Regions from separate parts of the Homo sapiens genome. Here region 1 is linked to region 2. A link is an interaction called in ENCODE POLR2A ChIA-PET data of the cell type or tissue named here. Cell type or tissue: IMR-90. All regions are shown on one strand. Each heading gives the region's core, and the rest is flanking DNA. Links, peaks and the distances in the headings are about the cores only. Region 1 overlaps TBCD (tubulin folding cofactor D). Region 2 overlaps QTGAL (queuosine-tRNA galactosyltransferase).

Region 1 (8,448 bases), core at 292-8,291, 80 kb after region 2:
CGCACCTCCCTCTCTCAGTGGGGAATGCAGCCAAGCTCCAGCCACCCAACAGGCCAGGAAACCCTCACTGCTGACCGTGAGTCAAGGAGACCCCAGGCTGCTGCTACCCTCTCCTCAGGTGCCCAGAAAAGGCAAACTAAGGTCCTGCCTGCCAAAGCACAGGCTTAGCCCAGACCTCGGCTTGCTCTGAGGTGCGACCCCTCAAACGCAACGTCCCGAGAGAACACAATACCAGACAAGTAAGAAGACAAAGAAACCCGCTCAGGTTGCAACTCAGACACACCCAGCCAAACAGGCAGGAAAAGAGCATTCAAGAGGATGAACACCGGGCACGGAAGGAAGGGCCGCAGGGAACGGCGAAGCGGAAAGCGCTACAAGCAGACGTGGAAACACGCGAGACAAAAAACCTACACCTGAAAAGACGCAAAACTCCACAATAAGAATTCCACAAATCACAGTTAAAAGTCATTTAGAGACATCTTCAGAGAGAATCAGCAGCTGGCAGGCGGGCCAAAGGTAATGAAGCAAAGAGAGAGGGAAAAGACGTGTGAAAATTGCAGAGGGGGTGACCGAGGGAAACACGTGAGCGTGATAATGACAGAAAAACCAGGGAAGGAGCAAACCTGGGCAGGGGGTGGGAAACCCGGGCCGTTTCCAGGGAGCACAGGCAGACTCAGAGGTAACACTCAAAAGCAACAACAGAAGCAAGGAGGAAGTGGGAAAATATTTTTAATGTGCTACAACGAAACAGCTGCCTGAATTCTATATACCCTCTGAAAATAATCTGCACATAAAATGGGAAAGCTTCACCGCAGCAGACCCCACTCGAGGAAATCCAAGGGAGTGTGCTCTAGGGAGAGGGAATGTGAACCCCGATGGGGGGGGTCCCAAAAGCAGTAAGTGATGAGAGACAAAGAAAGTAAAAACGTGGAAAATTCAAAGTAACGCAAATTACACATACCACAATGAACAGGAAAGTACGTACATCTAAGACAAAATATCCGACAATAGCAGCACATAACTCAAGACGGAAGCACGCGGAACCAACACGTTCTAATATCCTTGCTATTGTCCAATAAGGACAAAATGCTGAAAACTGGACTTCGCTAAGAATACGTGGTGTCATTTCTAATTTCTAGGGTAAGCGTTAACAGAAAAAAGTAAAATGTCCCAAACAAATATATGAAAACAATGGAATGACAAAAGCAATTCTACTAATCCAACAAAAAGCACAGGTGGGGGCGGGGAGGGGGCACTGGGAACGCAGCACAGGGAAAAGTCCTGTGAGTGGCAGGCTGAGAACCAAGGGGATTATAAAGGTCATGAAGGAGGCAGGTAAAAGCTACAGGCTGAATTTTTACAAAACCATACACTGTTCTAAGAGAGGCGTACAAAAACATACATGTATGAAGATACTGAAAGTAAAACGATGGAAAAAAGTATACAGTTCAAAGTCAAGTGAAGCAAGACAAAGAATGAGTGGAGCAAAAAGCATCCTAGAAATGGGTGATAAGGGCAAGATTCAGCCCACAAACACGCTTCAAAATCTGAAAAGCCAAAACTGACAAAACTGTAGAGAGAAATACAAAGCTGTATTCATAGCAGGACATGGCAGGAGGTATTTTCTCTACCATCCTATCTTGGAAAAAAAATTTTTTTTTTGAAACAGAGTCTGGCTGTGTTGCCCAGGCTGGAGCACAGTGGCTCAATCTCAGCTCACGGCAACCTTCGCCTCCCAGGCCCAAGCCGTACAGGCACCACCACACCCGGCTAATGTTTTTGTATTTTTTGTAGAGATGGGGTTTCACCAAGTTGGCCAGGCTGGTCTCAAACTCCGGAGCTCAAGTGATCCACTCGCCTTGGCCTCCCAAAGTGCTGGGATTACAGGCGTGAGCCATGGCGCCCAGGCTTATTTTGAAATTTTTAAGCCAGAAAAATATATGTCAATATTTTAGGCCAGGTACGGTGGCTCACGCCTATAATCCCAGCACTTTGGGAGGCAGAAGTGGGCAGATCACCTCAGGTCGGGAGTTCGAGACCAGCCTGACCAACATGGTGAAACCCCATCTCTACTAAAAATACAAAATTACCTGGGCATGGTAGCACATGCCTGTAATCCCAGCTACTAGGGAGGCTGAGGCAGGAGAATCACTTGAACCCAGGAGGCAGAGGTTGCAGTGAGCTGAGATCGCACCAATTCACTCCAGTCTGGGCAACAACAGCAAAACTCCATCTCAAAAAAAAAATTTAAATGGAGTATTTAGCATTGTATTAAAGGATAATACGCCACAACCGAGCTGGGTGCACCTGTGAACATGGAGGCTGTTCCAACAGCAGGTGTAAGAAGGTCAGTCAGTGATGCCCCATTAAGAAATTAAAAGGGGAAACCCTTCAATGCTGTTAGATTTAAAAACATGTGCAGCGTCCAGCAAAGATGGAGCAACAGAGACCAGATCTGCCTCCCGCCCGAAGGTTAAGGCAGAGCCAAGTCCAGCAGGTGGCAGACTCCAGCGGGAAGCCCGTGGTGAGAAGCGGGAAATTCCAAGTCTGCAGAGCTCGCTCAGGTTCTGAGCACCAGAGGGGGCTTCCTGGGGGCCGCTGAGGACTAACCTGGGCCTGGGTCAGCCAGTACCTGAGTACGAGGACGCTGTCCAAGGCTGGGGACGAACCACCCAAAAGATGGCCAGAAGCCCCGGCACTGCCCCAGCAGCGGTGGGAAGGGAAGCGCCAGGGAGCAGAGACCTTAAAGGGGCAGAAAACCCTGGAGACCAGCACAGCTCTGGGTCCACCTGACAGCTTAAGAGTAGCGCCCAAGCCAGGCTCAGTGGCTCACGCCTGTAATCCCAGCACTTTGGGAGGCCGAGGTGGGCAGGTCACTTGAGGTCAGGAGTTCGAGACCAGCCTGACCAATGTGGTGAAACCCTGTATCTACTAACAATACAAACAATCAGCCAGGTGTGATGGTGCACAGCTGTAATCTCAGCTACTCAGAAGTCTGCGAGAGAACTGCTTGAACCCGGGACGGGGTTGCGGTGAGCTGAAATCGAGCCACTGCACTACACCCTGGGCAACAGAGCAAGACTCCATCTCAAAACAAACAAAAAAAAAGCAGTGCCCCCAAAAACAGACCACGCTGTCTCCGGATGACCCAACGTGCCCCAGATACAAATATATCCAGGCCAGACGCAGTGGCTCACACCTGTAATCCTAGCACTTTAGGAGGCCAAGGCAGGCACTTGGGGCCAGGAGTTCAAGACCAGCCTGGGAAACATAGTGAAATCCTGTCTCTACTAAAAATACAAACATTAGCCGTACATTAGACTACAGCGCATGCCTGTAGTCCCAGATACTTGGGAGGCTGAGGTAGAGGCTGCAGTGAGCTGTGATTGTGCCACTGCACTCCAGCCTGGGAAACAGAGCTAGACCCTGTCTCAAAAAAAAAAAAAAAAAAAGACTGGCCCAACACGGTGAAATTCAATGAAGCAAGAAAATATGGCAGCAACGAGATGACCACTCAGAGCCAACAACCCAGCTGAGACCAGCCTGGGGCATCCGCGTGGCGCAGAAGCAAGGAGCTCCAATCTCCTGGGCAAGTCCTCGCCAGGTCACCGGCCTCTGCCCTCTCCCCTGCGAGTCTCATCCCCGTACAGCCGAGGCCCCTTCAGGCCCTGCGGCTCCCAGCACAACCCTGAGGCCCACCCCTGGCCCGGTGGGATAGCTGGGGGGAGAGTGCACAGCAGGGCCCCCGCCTCAGCCCCAGATGGGGCTGACTGCACTTACAGTCATAATATGTCATTATGTAAATATGTTATTATTGCGTTATTTTGAGGGCCAGCTGTGATGACGGTATTTACAGTCACCATAACTGACCCAGAACGCACTGGAAGATCATTTCCTGGAATTCTGATCTCTGTGTCTGATGACTTTTTCTTTAATACATGAGCTACTTAGGCTTAATCGGAAAGGAAGTCATGAAAAGCAGAGCCTCACTCCTCCTCCGTGGTGAAGATGTCGAAGCAGCCGTGGGTGAGCACGTGGTCCAGCGTCTTCAGCAGCGGCACGGACACCCTGAGGGGAGAAGGAGCTGTGAGACCCTGGACACCAGCAACAAGGACGCCCAACTCCCTGAATGGCTGAGAGTCAGCAGGATCCCAGTGGAAAGCGACAAGCCCCCTTTATAATTTACGTGGAAACGCAAAGCTTCAGGAAAAGACAAAACAACTGTGGAAAGAAGAAACAAGGCTGGAGGCTGACGCTGAACTTCGAAAATGATGGTAAAGTGGAAGGGATAGAAACAGCACGGCCCTGGTGCAAAGTGAAGCAAACACGTCGGGCACAGGAGAGTCCAAAGTAAACCCACAGTTTCTTACAAAGCTGCAACGGCAATGCAGCGGAGAGGGGAGCCCTCCCAGCAATTGGGGTGGGCACCGCTGGGCGTCAAGGTGCCTGTGCCGACGCTATACCATGTAAGAAACCTCACTCAAGACGCGTCCCAGGTCTAAATACACAACCCAAAACTATAAATCTTCTAGGACAAAACAGAAAATCTCAGTGACCACGGATTAGGCAAGCTGTCTTAGACACACCAGAAAAATCTGTGCCTCAGAGAACAAGGGGAGATGCTGGGACGTGAGGAAAGTGTGAGGCCCCCGCTCGGTGCGTGAAAGGACAGGCAGGGAGAAAACACCCTCAAGTCACATGTGTGACAAGGGAGGATCAGACCACAACAGTCAGGGAAGGAGAACAGAAAAAAATGAAGACACTTCTCCAAAGAGAATATAAAACAGCAACGCGCCAGTGAGAGTGACCTCAGACAGCATCAGCAGAAAGACATGACACGTGGGCGTTCTGGAAACCCTCCAGCAGCTTTCCAAAGCTAGACATTCGCCTCTGTGTGAGCCAGCCTGCGGCGCCTCGGTATTTACCCCACAGAAAAGGAGGCTGGGGAGGTCCCCTCTGGGCGACAGGAGCATCAGGAGAGCTTTAGCACAGGCCGACTAACACACAGGAGAGCTGGGCTCCGCAGCCCACAGAGAGGGAGGCCCAGCTGTGCACACCTACCCACAGGCTCGCACACACAGACTGCCTGCAGCTCTACCAGCAACAGCCCCGATGCGGCAACAACCAAAATGCCCACAGACAGATGCACTGTGGTGCCTCCACCAACAGACACGACTGGTCAGCAAGGAGGAATGAGCGAACGGCAAGGCGGAATGAGCGACCGGCACGGAGGAATGAGCGACCGGCACGCGGCCCAGCGCCTCAAGTGACCATGGGCTGAGGCTATGGTGACGCAGGTCAGGGGCACGGACTCGAAGGGCTGGGAGGAAACCTTGGGCTGGAGCCCACCGTCCTGACTGGGGAAGATTTTAAGGGTGGACACCTATCAAAATCGATCGAACTGCCCCTTTATGTGCAGCTGATTATAGTCGTAACGAGAAAAGAAAACATGGCTGGGCCGAGTTCCTGTTTGCCGAGAGCGGCATCTGTGCTCTCATGGGAGAGGCTGCCGAGGCCCCGCCCGAGGGGACACCAGGCCCGTGTCCTCGTCCTCGCACATGCTGGGAACAACCCTTCCAGAGGATGTTCCCAATTCTGAGGTCAAGGCCCACAGGGTCTATACTCTGCCTCCATGTAAAGCCAGAAACTTCTAGAAAGCAGCGATGTTTCTCACTTGACATTCCATCCTCAGGAACACAGAGCTCTCACTTGCCGGGTGGCTGATGAGCGTCCGCAAGCACGTCCGTGGGAGCACCAAGCTGGAGGAGCTCCCACAACGCCTTCCTACACACAGGGACCACCTTGTACTCATACTACCTTTACGTCCATTGTACACACAACGGTCATTTCCCTGCCTCATGTGGAGGCTAGAAGAGGAGGCGCAGGGGCTGAGGCCTGGCCGCCCGGAGAACCATATGCTGCAGGCACATCTTCCTCGCTGAGCCACCAACTGGTACAGCGTGTGTCTCGCTTCTCCCTTCAGACCCCAGACAGACCCTGCGAGACCCCGGGAATCTGTGGGAACGTGGTGAGAGGCACCAGCACCACTCACGCCTCTGAGGCCCCAAGAGACACCACTCACCTCTCATTCAGAAGGTTGTCCTCAAAGATCTGCAGAAGGGTCCCGCTGAAGCTGCCCAGGGCCTGCGGGTCGCTCTGAATGCCCTTCATGTACTCAAAGAGGCTCTGGGTGGAGTGCCGGATCTGCAACACGGAGACACCTCAGAAGGCAGTGGGACCCCCGAGCCTGCCACCCCTCAGGCTTGGCTACAGCCGGTCAAGCATCTGCTGAAGAGCAGAACTGCTCCGAGCTGCAGAGACGCGAAGGTCTGGCCCCAAGCGGCTGGTGCGGACGCCAGCACGGAGCCACTCACAGTGCAGACACCCGAAGCAGACACAAGGCTCTCGGCAACGGCAGCTCAGCCTGAGCCCTCACTTAGGACATGCGGGAGAGCACGTGACGAAAGGCTGCGGCCACTCACCTTGGGTTTCGCTCACGTTTCCCACTGAAGCGGGATTTGATAATCCCCGCAATTCCCGAGTGCAGAATGTCTCGGGGCCCCGCTCGCATGTGGCCCGGGTCTCCCCGCACGCGCCCGCACGGCGCAGAGGGCACCTCACGTCCTGGGGCCCGGGTCTCCCCGCACGCGCCCACACGGCGCAGAGGGCACCTCACGTCCTGTTACGTGTTTTCTAGGACTTAGCAGCTGTCACAGGGTTGCCACATAAAGCAGGTCATGACCCAAGGTGCAGGGGCCACGAGTGACAAGATGCAGAGAGGCCTTCAAGTTCCACAGCTCAGCCACAGACCAAGGCTCTGGAGACCCTCCCCACAGACATGAGAAGCTGGGCCTGGAGCCCTGAAAGTGGAGGGCGGAGGCCGATCTAGAACCTGATGGAGCCCAGGTACCCACATGCAGGCATCAGACACAGGTCCTGGAGGATTGAACCCCGAGGGGACGCTGGGAGCTCCAAGGCTGCGGCCGCAGGAAGAGAGTGGCGCTGGCCCTGTCCCACCTTCATCAGACTCAACCATCCCACAGGCCCTAAGCCTCCTGGGTCATGAGGAAGACACTGGGCCCCTGACCCCCTAACCAAATATGCCCGAGAGAGATAGAAAGCAATGGAAGAAAAGGCCCAGCTCCATACATGCTCCCAAGAGACAGGGAAGCACCAGGCACTCCTGGAGCCACCTCCTGCCCCAGCCAGCCCGACGCCTCCTCACCGTCGACTCCGTCAAGCCGCCCAGGGACACGACTAGCCCCAGCAGGACGTGGTAGCGGTAGGTGGGCAGCCCAAGGAGCTGGGTGATGCGTGGGAAGGCCTGGGAAGGTGCACTCCAGTTCACGGAGGCCACATCGGACCTGCAAGAGAGTGAGTGAGACAAGGCCGGGCTGCCAATGATCTCGCCATGGCTGCGGGGCCAGCACGGGGGGCCTACACCCCGACAGTACCTGGGAAACAGCTTTTCCAGTTCTCCTCGGTGGGGCACGTGGGGGATGGGAGGGCTGTCAAAGTGCAGGAGCGTCAGGAACACGCTGGCGGCGTGAGCACGGAAACGGTCAATCTTCTCACTGGCCTGCTGGGCCACACAGCACATGATGCGCTCACAGCTGCAAACCGAGAGCAGGAGGTAAACCAAGGGCGGGCGGTAAATTAAGAGCGGGCGGTAAACTGAGCACAGGCGGTCCGAGCCGTGACTCCAGCCCAAGCACCACGAGGACATGCGGGCTCCTCGGGACATGGTGGCTGAGTTGGCAGCTGACACCAGGACACTGGCTCGGAAGAACCACACTCCGTTACCTTCACATCCCAGGAGCCCAACCCTACAGGTGCGCAGCAAATACATGCTACGTACTTGTTACACATGTGCTACGTGTTACATGCGTGCTGATGAGGTCTTAGGGTTGAAGCAGGGACAACAAATAGGATTACAGGAGCGGGTGGAGAAGAGTGATGGGGACAGAGAGGCCGGGGATGGGGAGAGAGAAGCTGGGGCTGGGGAAGAGATGGGGAGGGGGAAAGAGAAAGAGGTGAGAACTAAGGAAATCAGGCCCTGGGATCCCCACGGCCGAGTGTCCCTGACAGAGAGACTGACAGCAAGGGCAGGGCCTGGACCCCCATGACTCAGTGCCCCCGACAGAGACCCGCAAGGGCAGGGCCTGGACCCCCTGACTGAGTGCCCCTGACAGAGATCCGCAAGGGCAGGGCCTGGACCTCCATGACTCAGTGCCCCCGACAGAGAGACCGACAGAAAGGGCAGGGCCTGGGGGTACCCACAACCCCGTGCCCCCGACAGAGACACACAGCAAGGGCAGGCCCCAATGGCAGCCTCAGGTGCAGGGAACTGAGTGATGGCTCAGCTGGTCCTGGCAGGAGCAGACCCCCAGGTTCAGGGTCCTAAGCTGAGAAGTCCCCACCTCCTGCCCGGCCCTACCCCGGGAAGCT
Region 2 (8,448 bases), core at 366-8,365:
CTCCACCTTCATCCTCCTTCTTCCCTCCTCCCTTCTCCTCTCTCCTCCACCCTCCCTCCTCTATTCTCTCTCCCCAACCCCCACTTCCCTCCACCCTCCACCTGCCTCCTCCCTCCTTCTTCTGTCCCTCCTCCCTCCTCCCCCCTCCTCTTCAGTCCTCTCCCCTTCTCCCTCCTCCACTCTCCAACCTCCTGTTCTCTTCCCTACTCCCTCCTCCCTTCTCCACCCTCCTCTTCTGCCCTCTTCCCTCCTCCCTCCATCCCTTCTCACTCCTCCATTCTCCACCCTCCTTTATTCTCTTCTCTCTGCCCTCCTCCCACTTCCCCTCTGTCCCCAGCCTCCTCTCTTCAGCCCCACTAGGTTCCTCTCGGCTTCCCTCAGCATGGTTCGTTGGATGATCTGAATGTCCTAAGGCCGTTTTGCGGGAATAAGAGACATAAATATGGGTATTTTAGTTCATCTTAGCGTTCAACTTAAAAACAGATATCCTTCCAATGACATTATTCTTATTTCTGCTATTGAGTACATTTGTACCTTTTACTCATGTACTTAAACCTTTGCTGTTCTTCCACTTAATTTTTTTATCATGAGATAGAATACACCCACAGAAAAATGCACAAAACATAAATATCCATTAATTTACAAGTTAATTATGAAGCAAATATTTGTGTAGCTACCACTCGATCAATAAATGCTTATGGCCGGCACCTTAAAGGGACTGTCCCACCCATGCCCCCACCTCGACTTCCCCCCAAAAAGTGACCACTCTTCTGATCTTCAAGGTTATAATGTTGTTGCTTTTCTTTATGGTTTATATCCGTGGTCCCCAGCCTTTTTGGCACCAGGGACAGGTTTTGTGGAAGACAATGTTTTCACAGACCGATGGTGGGGGGGCGTGGTTTTGGGATGAAACAGTTCCACCTCAGGCCGTCAGCATTAGTTAGATGCTCATAAGGAGTCTGTGACCTGGATTCCTCGCGTGTGCAGTTCACAGTAGGGTTTGCGCTCCTGTGAGGGTCTAATGCAGCCGCTGCTCTGACAGGAGGGGCAGCTCAGGCCGTGACGCTCGCCCGGCCGCCGCTCACTCCTGCTGTGTGGCCTGGTCCATGGCGCGGCACCAGCCCGCTTCCCCGGGAATTGGGACCCTGGTACACACTGTGTGTGCATTTCTTAAATAATATGGTTTATTTGGCTTGGTTTTGAATTTAAATAAGGGGAAAATACCATGTATATTCTTGTGTCTTGCTTCTTTCACTGAACATTAGGCTTGTGAAATTTCTGTTGTGTTCAGCTGCTGAATGGCATTTGAAAATAACATGCACAATTCATGTATCTGCTATTCTCACTCACTGGGTTCTTTCCACATTTGAATGAGCTGCCGTGAGCATGTCTGTGTGTGTGAGTAGGGCTTTTCCTACCCAAGTAGTCAGACGTCAGGGTCTTAGGGAAGTGCATCTTCAGCTTTGCTGGAAGATGCCAGACGGTCCCCTCCACAGTGGTGGCAGGTCCTCACCGCAGACGGTCCCCTCCACAGTGGTGGCAGGTCCTCACCGCAGATGGTCCCCCTCCACAGTGGTGGCAGGTCCTCACCGCAGACGGTCCCCTCCACAGTGGTGGCAGGTCCTCACCGCAGACGGTCCCCCTCCACAGTGGTGGCAGGTCCTCACCGCAGACGGTCCCCTCCACAGTGGTGGCAGGTCCTCACCGCAGACGGTCCCCTCAACAGTGGTGGCAGGTCTTCACTGCAGACGGTCCCCCTCCACAGTGGTAACAGGTCCTCATCGCAGCCAGCAGTGCATGGGAGCTCTTGTTCTGCCTAATTAAGTACACTTGGAATTGTCAGCATTTTTTATTTTTCCTTCTCCGCTGCATAACTAATTGCATTTCTCTGATGGCTGACGAGGTTGTTGGTCCACTGGAAATCCTCTTGTCTGAATGGCCTGTTCAAGGCCCTTGCCTGTTTTGCTGTTGGATTGTCTATCGTTTTCTTACTTATTTGTAGGAATTGCTTTATGTGAGTTTAAAATATGTTCTTGGGGCTGAGCATGGTGGCTCAAGCCTGTAATCCCAACTCTTTGGGAGGCTGAGGCGAGAGGATCAGTTGAAGCCGGGAGTTTGAGGCTGCAGTGAGCTATGATTGTGCCGTTGCACTCCAGCCTGGGCAATAAAGCGGGACTGTATTAGTCTATGCATCAATCAATGCAAACAAACAAACGGAAAGTGTGTTCTTTACTGCAGGATGACGTCATGATGCCCCAGCGGGTGAGGCTGCAACACGAGGCTGCCGTTCAGCACCCGTCGAGCGTAAGTACTGGCCTCCTTAGTGTCGTTACTACCTTTAGTGAAATTACCACTGTGGTTTTTTAAATAAAGAGTTTTCCTAGGGGTGGAAAGAATCAGGCTATGGTGAGACTGTCAAGTCACGGAGAGGGATCTGTGGCTGGCATGTCTCTGAGCCCTGGAGGGTGTTTTCCTTTGGAGAAAAACATGCCCCTGATTTTTCTCCTGTTATTTTCGTAGGGTGCAAAGGTGGTTGTGTTGTTTGTTTTTAATCAGCGTTTTAGAAGCTGAGCGCCTTAGACATGAAAACACAGGCTGAGAGCTATACCGTGTTCACAGTTAAACGTTTTTCTTATTTAGACGATCTTAAATTACGGTTTTTATCTTTAGAACGGCTTCTCAGTTGCCCCTCCAAAGCCAGGCTTCCTGGGGCCCCTCCTCAGCCCAGCAGTGCCCCGTGGGCTCCTCCGCCCAGTGGGGAGGAAGCACAGCAGTGCCCCGTGGGCTCCTCCATCCCCCACCGCAGATGGTGGGGACACATGGCCCAGGGATCCCTGGAGCTGGTGTCTCAGCCACCGCGAGGCTCCTGCTGGCTTCAGGGAAGGTGACTGTGTCCTCAGAGATCTCGCTCAAGTTTTAGAAGACTTTGAATCACAGCGGTGATCACTTGGGTTTTAACACTGAGGGATCCATAACTGTCCAGCGCCCACAGTGTCCGTCCCCCGGGCAGTTTGGCGCTCACCCTGGACAGGCCCCTCTGCCCTCCCCCCGCGGGGCTGTGCGTCGTGGGCACGTGTGCGGTTGGGTCACCACACGGTTCAGTCACGGCCGGCTCTGGTCACATCCTGGTCAGGTCACAGACGGGCCTGGTCACGGCAGGGTCTGGCCCACACGGCGCTGGGAGCCCAGCTCCCCACAGAGTGGGTGCTCGTGACAGTTCACCCTGTGGGGGGTCGGGCAGGGGGGCAAGGGCAGGACGGGTGTGCTGGGGGCGTCTGAAGGGGAGGGCCTGGGTGTTGGAACCAGAGGGGGTTGGGAGGGGGGAAAGGGTGTGGGGGTTTGGGGGGGCAGCATTGAGGGGGAGGGGGGTTGGGATGGGGGCAGGGCTGGTGCGCTGGGGGTGGGCGGTGCTGGGGGTGCAGCCGGCTGCACGGAGGTTTGCGTCTCACGTGAGGCAGGAGACAGACTGAGACACAGGCCACCTTCTCGGGTGCAGAGGGCCCCACACGGTTGCCTCCTTTGGGGGTGTGTCAGGTCCTGGGGCTCAGTGGCCCCAGCGTGGCTGCAGGGCCTTCTGTGGGGGCACATTTTCTGTGAGGGCAGGAGAGAGCTCTGTGGCTTGTAGCAGATTCTTAAAAGGGTCACGTGTTTGCAAAGTTTAGGAACCGCAAATATGTCTGAATGTTTCTCCGTAGCAACCACAAATACGTGTGAGAGTGTGACAGCATATCCATGGCAATCGGGGCCACAGGCTCCGGAAGTCAGTTTCTGGAAGTTTACAGGCATGGACTGCCTGGGAGAGACGTCCGAGAGTGTCTGCTTGTCGGGTGGGACGGGGGGCCCGGGGATCTAGGGATTAGGGGTGATTTCTACCCCAGCCACAGGTGCTGTGGGGTTTCAGTCATGTGGAAACAGAGAGTGATCACAGACGGTTTTTCCAGTCCAGTTCCTTTGTGGGGAATAGGGGGAAAATGGGGGAAAATGTCCTTCGGGATGGACTTCTGTGGACAGTTTATGTGAGGAAAGTGCAGAGTCTGGGGTTTCCAGGAGGGCCTTTTGCAGAGGTGTGAGATATCGCACATGGAGGCTGGAGAGGAAAGGGGCGTCCCTGCCACGTTAGCTGCCCAACGGCTCCCTTTGCGTCCCTGCAGCTGTGTGGTCCTGTGGACTGGAAGGTGGAGCAGACCCTGTGCCGGCCCGTGAGCTGGAAACCGTGGCTGGACTGAGCCGTCCGTATGTGAGGTGCCACAGCGATTTTTACACAGCTAGAAATGACAGTTGCCAGCTATTTAGAATCAATCATACAGACGTCTAAGGAATTTTGTTAGGAGTGTTGACATTTTAGTGGAGGAGATACTTTCAGATGTTTTCATTTCCATACTGAAAAACAAGCCCAGATTGGCTTCATTAATGGAGTTGCCTTTGGCAGTTCTTCGTGGCATGTGTTCAAACGAGCTGGGAGACTTATGGATACGAGGAGTTCGTGGCGTGTGTTCAAACGAGCTGGGAGACTTATGGATACGAGGAGTTCGTGGCGTGTGTTCAAACGAGCTGGGAGACTTATGGATACGAGGAGTTCGTGGCGTGTGTTCAAACGAGCTGGGAGACTTATGGATACGAGGAGTTCGTGGCGTGTGTTCAAACGAGCTGGGAGACTTATGGATACGAGGAGTTCGTGGCGTGTGTTCAAACGAGCTGGGAGACTTATGGATACGAGGAGTTCGTGGCGTGTGTTCAAACGAGCTGGGAGACTTATGGATACGAGGAGTTCGTGGCGTGTGTTCAAACGAGCTGGGATACTTATGGATACGAGGAGTTCGTGGCGTGTGTTCAAACGAGCTGGGATACTTACGGATACCAGGAGTTCGTGGCGTGTGTTCAAACGAGCTGGGATTCCCCACAGGAATGTGGGGAAAATGCACATGGTCAGTTTGTCTTAATTGTAATAAGACAAGCTTAATTTCCATTTTCATCGATGATTTTAAACCTTTTTCTTGCTACTCTTCTCACTGCCTTCGCTGATGCTCTGTTGTGCACTTGGGAGAGAAGCTTCTGCTCCAGGTGCCTCCTCTTTTCCCAATGGCGCGGTTAGGTGGAGCGTCCACCCCGTTTCTCCACGTCGAAGCTCTTCTGGAGGAAGCTTAGGGATGTCATCACAGTTTTGTTTCACTAAAACAAAGTCAGCTTTAGAAAGGCTGTTATTGCGTGGCTGGATTTTTTAGAAATCATGACCTACAAAAATCTTAATTTGCAGTTGCTGGTTCGTGGTTACGTGAATTACATTGTGTAGTTTGTCCTGAGAGAATGAAATAAACGCTGAGATACTTGTACTTGGTCGTTGTTTTCTTAAGATCTTTTACAAGAAACCAGCTAATTAGGAAGGACCTTTGATGGCGGCTTTCATAAATCGTGCATTTGCATGTAGATAAATCACTGCAGAACTTTAGGAATCCTGCATGTAGAGCATCGTTATCCAAGGTTAGCAAGAACAGGGAACCCGCATTGCGCCCTGTAACTTGCCCCCGTTCCTGAGGGCCAGCCAACCCCCGTCCTTCCTCCTCCTCTCGCCCCGGCTGACCCTTGGATTCCTGACACTGTGCACCCTGTGGTTTCCCACCTCTGTGCCTGGGCTCAGGAGACATCGGAGAGGAAAGCCTGCATTCTTGGTCACCTCTAGACCACCCCAGACCAAACACGAAGGCTGCCCTGGCTCCACCCAGCTCCTTTCCAGAGCTGATCTCTGTTCCCAACGTTCAAGACCAGTCCTCGGGGTACAGCCCCGTGAGGGCAGGTGCTCCACCTTAGGGTACAGCCTCACCCACCCTCGTGCACTGGGATGGAGCATGCAGGGAGGTGTAGGGAAGCGACGCGGAGGAACAAAGACGGGAGGGTTCCTGTGAAGCAGCCTGGGCCACAGCTTGCCTGTCGGGGGAATGGGTGGAGCCGCCGTGCCCTGCATCCTGGGCGCCGTTCCCCGCTCCTTGCCTGTGCCAAGCCATAATCATCCAGACGGCACGGCAGCCGACTCTCCCTGCTTCCACTTCTGCCCCCACAAGAAGCTGCGTGTTAACTTAAATAAACAGGACTTCCAGGTGTTCTGTTTAAATGAAGTCCGCGGTGCACTCTGCAGCCTTTGTCTGAGGAAGTCCCAGAGCACAGGGCTGGGGCGTCAGCCCCTCTGCACATGCAGCCTGGGAGGGCCACGGCCCCCAGCCCTGTGAGCCCATGCCCAGACCGGTGTGTGACTTCCCAAGCTGGAAGGGGCAGAACATGCCAGACTGGGCCTTGGAGAGGCAGAAGCTGTTGCAGTGACTGACTCAGCTCTTGAAGTTGGAGTGCTTGTGGGCTCTCCTCTGACCGTGCTCTTCGCTCCGGGGGCAGGGAGTGACAGGGTCACACTGGACGGCTGCCTCCGGGCTCTGCTGGGCTGTAGTTCGGGCTGTCAGGCCTGGGTGCTCCTCCTTCACCTTCGCCTTCAACATCGCTGCTCAGGAGTGGCGGCCGAAGCCCCCGGTGCTGGTGACTCTGGACCCTGGGGCGTGGCTCAGCAGCAGCAGTGCTGGAGAAGAGCCGCCTGCCTGGTGGTTGAACGAGCTCCCCAGGCACCCCTGGCTGCCCACAGCACCCCACACCAGGGGCCCCCGCAGCCCCCCCCACACCAGGGTCCCCTGCAGCTCCACACACCAGGGGCCCCCACAGCCCCCCCAGCCCCCCGCCGGGCAGCCCCCCCACACCAGGGGCCCCCACAGCCCCCCAACACCAGGGGCCTCCACAGCTCCCTTCCCCCACAGCTCCCCTCCCCCACAGCCCCCCTCCCCCACAGCAGTGGACGGCAAGTCGTTCACTCCAAGGCAGTGGCCCCAGGGAGCTGATGTTAGTGTCAAAAATGCAACTGGTTTCTTTTCTTTCCTTCAGTGTAATTCAGAAGCTGACTTCTTGAGTCTGTGCCAGAAACGTGTCTTTCTGGGAAGGGGCCCTTCTGAGCTCTCTGCGTTCATTTGCCTCCCGCCTCAGCCCGGCCCCTCCTTCCTCCCTCGCACCCAGCACCATGCACCGAGGGCACCTCACCTGGGTTCACCCAGACACGCTTGACCCTCCTGCGCTGCCCATCGAAGGTCTCGCCCCTTTGCCGTCTTCAGGACTCGGCCTCTGTGGCGAATCCACGGGGAGTCTGAGCTGCAGCCCCAGCAGCCCTGACCTTCTTGCCACCGTCTTTAGAGCCAAGGGCCCTGCAAACTGTGCCAGGCCGTGCAGTGGGGGGACTCACCTCGTGGGTCTCAGTTCCTTTCTGTGTGGGGGGCTTACCTCATGAATCTGAGTTACTTTTTTTTTTTGAGATGGAGTCTTGCTCCGTTGCCCAGGCTGGAGTGCAGGGGTACGGTCTCGGCTCACTGCAACCTCCGCCTCCCAGGTTCAAGTGATTCTCCTGCCTCAGCCTCCTGAGTAGCTGGGATTACAGGTGTGCGCCACCACGCCCGGCTAATTTTTTTGTATTTTTAGTAGAGATAGGGTTTCACCATGTTGGTCAGGCTGGTCTCGAACTCCTGACCTCGTGATCCACCCGCCTCTGCCTTCCAAAGTGCTGGGATTACAGGTGTGAGCCACTGCGCCCAGCCCTGAGTTACGTTCCAGCCCTGAGTTACGTTTTATGATGGGGGACTCACCTCGAGGGTGTGAGTTTCCTTCTGTGTGATGGGTTCACTTGGGAGTGTGAGTTTCCTTCTGTGTGATGGGTTCACCTGGGGGTGTGAGTTTCCTTCTGTGTGATGGGTTCACCTTGCAAGTCTGAGTTTCCGTCTTTGTGGGTCAGGAAGGGCCGCTTGTCTCCATTCGCAGGCATCCTCACCTCTGGACTGCCGGGCTGGGATCATCTCGAGCCCGCACACTCGTTCGGCGGCAGGGATCCGGGCTGGGATCATCTGGAGCCTGCGCACTCGCTCGGCGGCAGGGATCCTGGCTGGGATCATCTGGAGCCCGCGCACTCGCTCAATGGCAGGGATCCGGGCTGGGCGCTTTCTCTCCACGAAGCTGCTCAGGCTTCCTCGCAGCATGGTGGCTGCAAGAACAAGTGTCCAGGAGAGCCTGCCAGAAGCTGCGTTGCCTTTGACAATGTAGCCCCAGAGCACCGTGTCACGTGGTGTCATGCTGACCCCAGATTTGAGGGGAGGGAGCGCAGACCTCACCTCTCAGTGCTTGAGGGTCGATGGCCATGTGAGGAGGGCAGGCAGGGAGGGACTGTGGCAGGCAACTTAGGGAGCACAGCCCCCCGTGTCCCCTCACACCTCCCTTCTGTCAGTATCCTATTCCTTTCAACGTTCTGACTCTTTTTTTCGGTGGAATTGCCAGATCCTGGTGGTCCCCGTATAAATTCAGAAAGAGTTCCAAGATTGCTTGTTGGGATCAACTCCAGCGGCCTGCGCTTTCTGCTCCGCCTGTTGGCACAGAGGC

Evidence for each region. ChIA-PET counts read pairs that join two places held together with the same protein. Peaks named below come from ENCODE experiments on the same cell type or tissue, not always from the same donor. Only the 100,000 strongest peaks of a DNase experiment are listed, where the experiment ranks them.
Region 1: POLR2A ChIA-PET joins it to region 2 with 12 read pairs; 2 of 35 experiments call an interaction of 5 or more read pairs at or near these places.

What each region holds. Positions count from the first base shown.
Region 1 is chr17:82,928,278-82,936,725 of GRCh38, reverse strand. TBCD (tubulin folding cofactor D) reads right to left here. Exons shown (of 39, transcript NM_005993.5): 31 at 7,455-7,613; 32 at 7,226-7,364; 33 at 6,083-6,204; 34 at 3,991-4,068. Among named protein-coding and RNA genes, the nearest start is that of ZNF750, 92 kb to the right of the region's middle. In IMR-90, for the core only: no CTCF peak of the experiment used is centred there; DNase peaks (open chromatin) are centred at 3,855 and 4,845; H3K27ac peaks cover 1,201 bases.
Region 2 is chr17:83,008,310-83,016,757 of GRCh38, reverse strand. QTGAL (queuosine-tRNA galactosyltransferase) reads left to right here. Exons shown (of 13, transcript NM_001009905.3): 5 at 2,239-2,304. Among named protein-coding and RNA genes, the nearest start is that of QTGAL, 39 kb to the left of the region's middle. RefSeq lists an enhancer at 6,049-6,571. In IMR-90, for the core only: no CTCF peak of the experiment used is centred there; DNase peaks (open chromatin) are centred at 3,697 and 6,307; H3K27ac peaks cover 601 bases.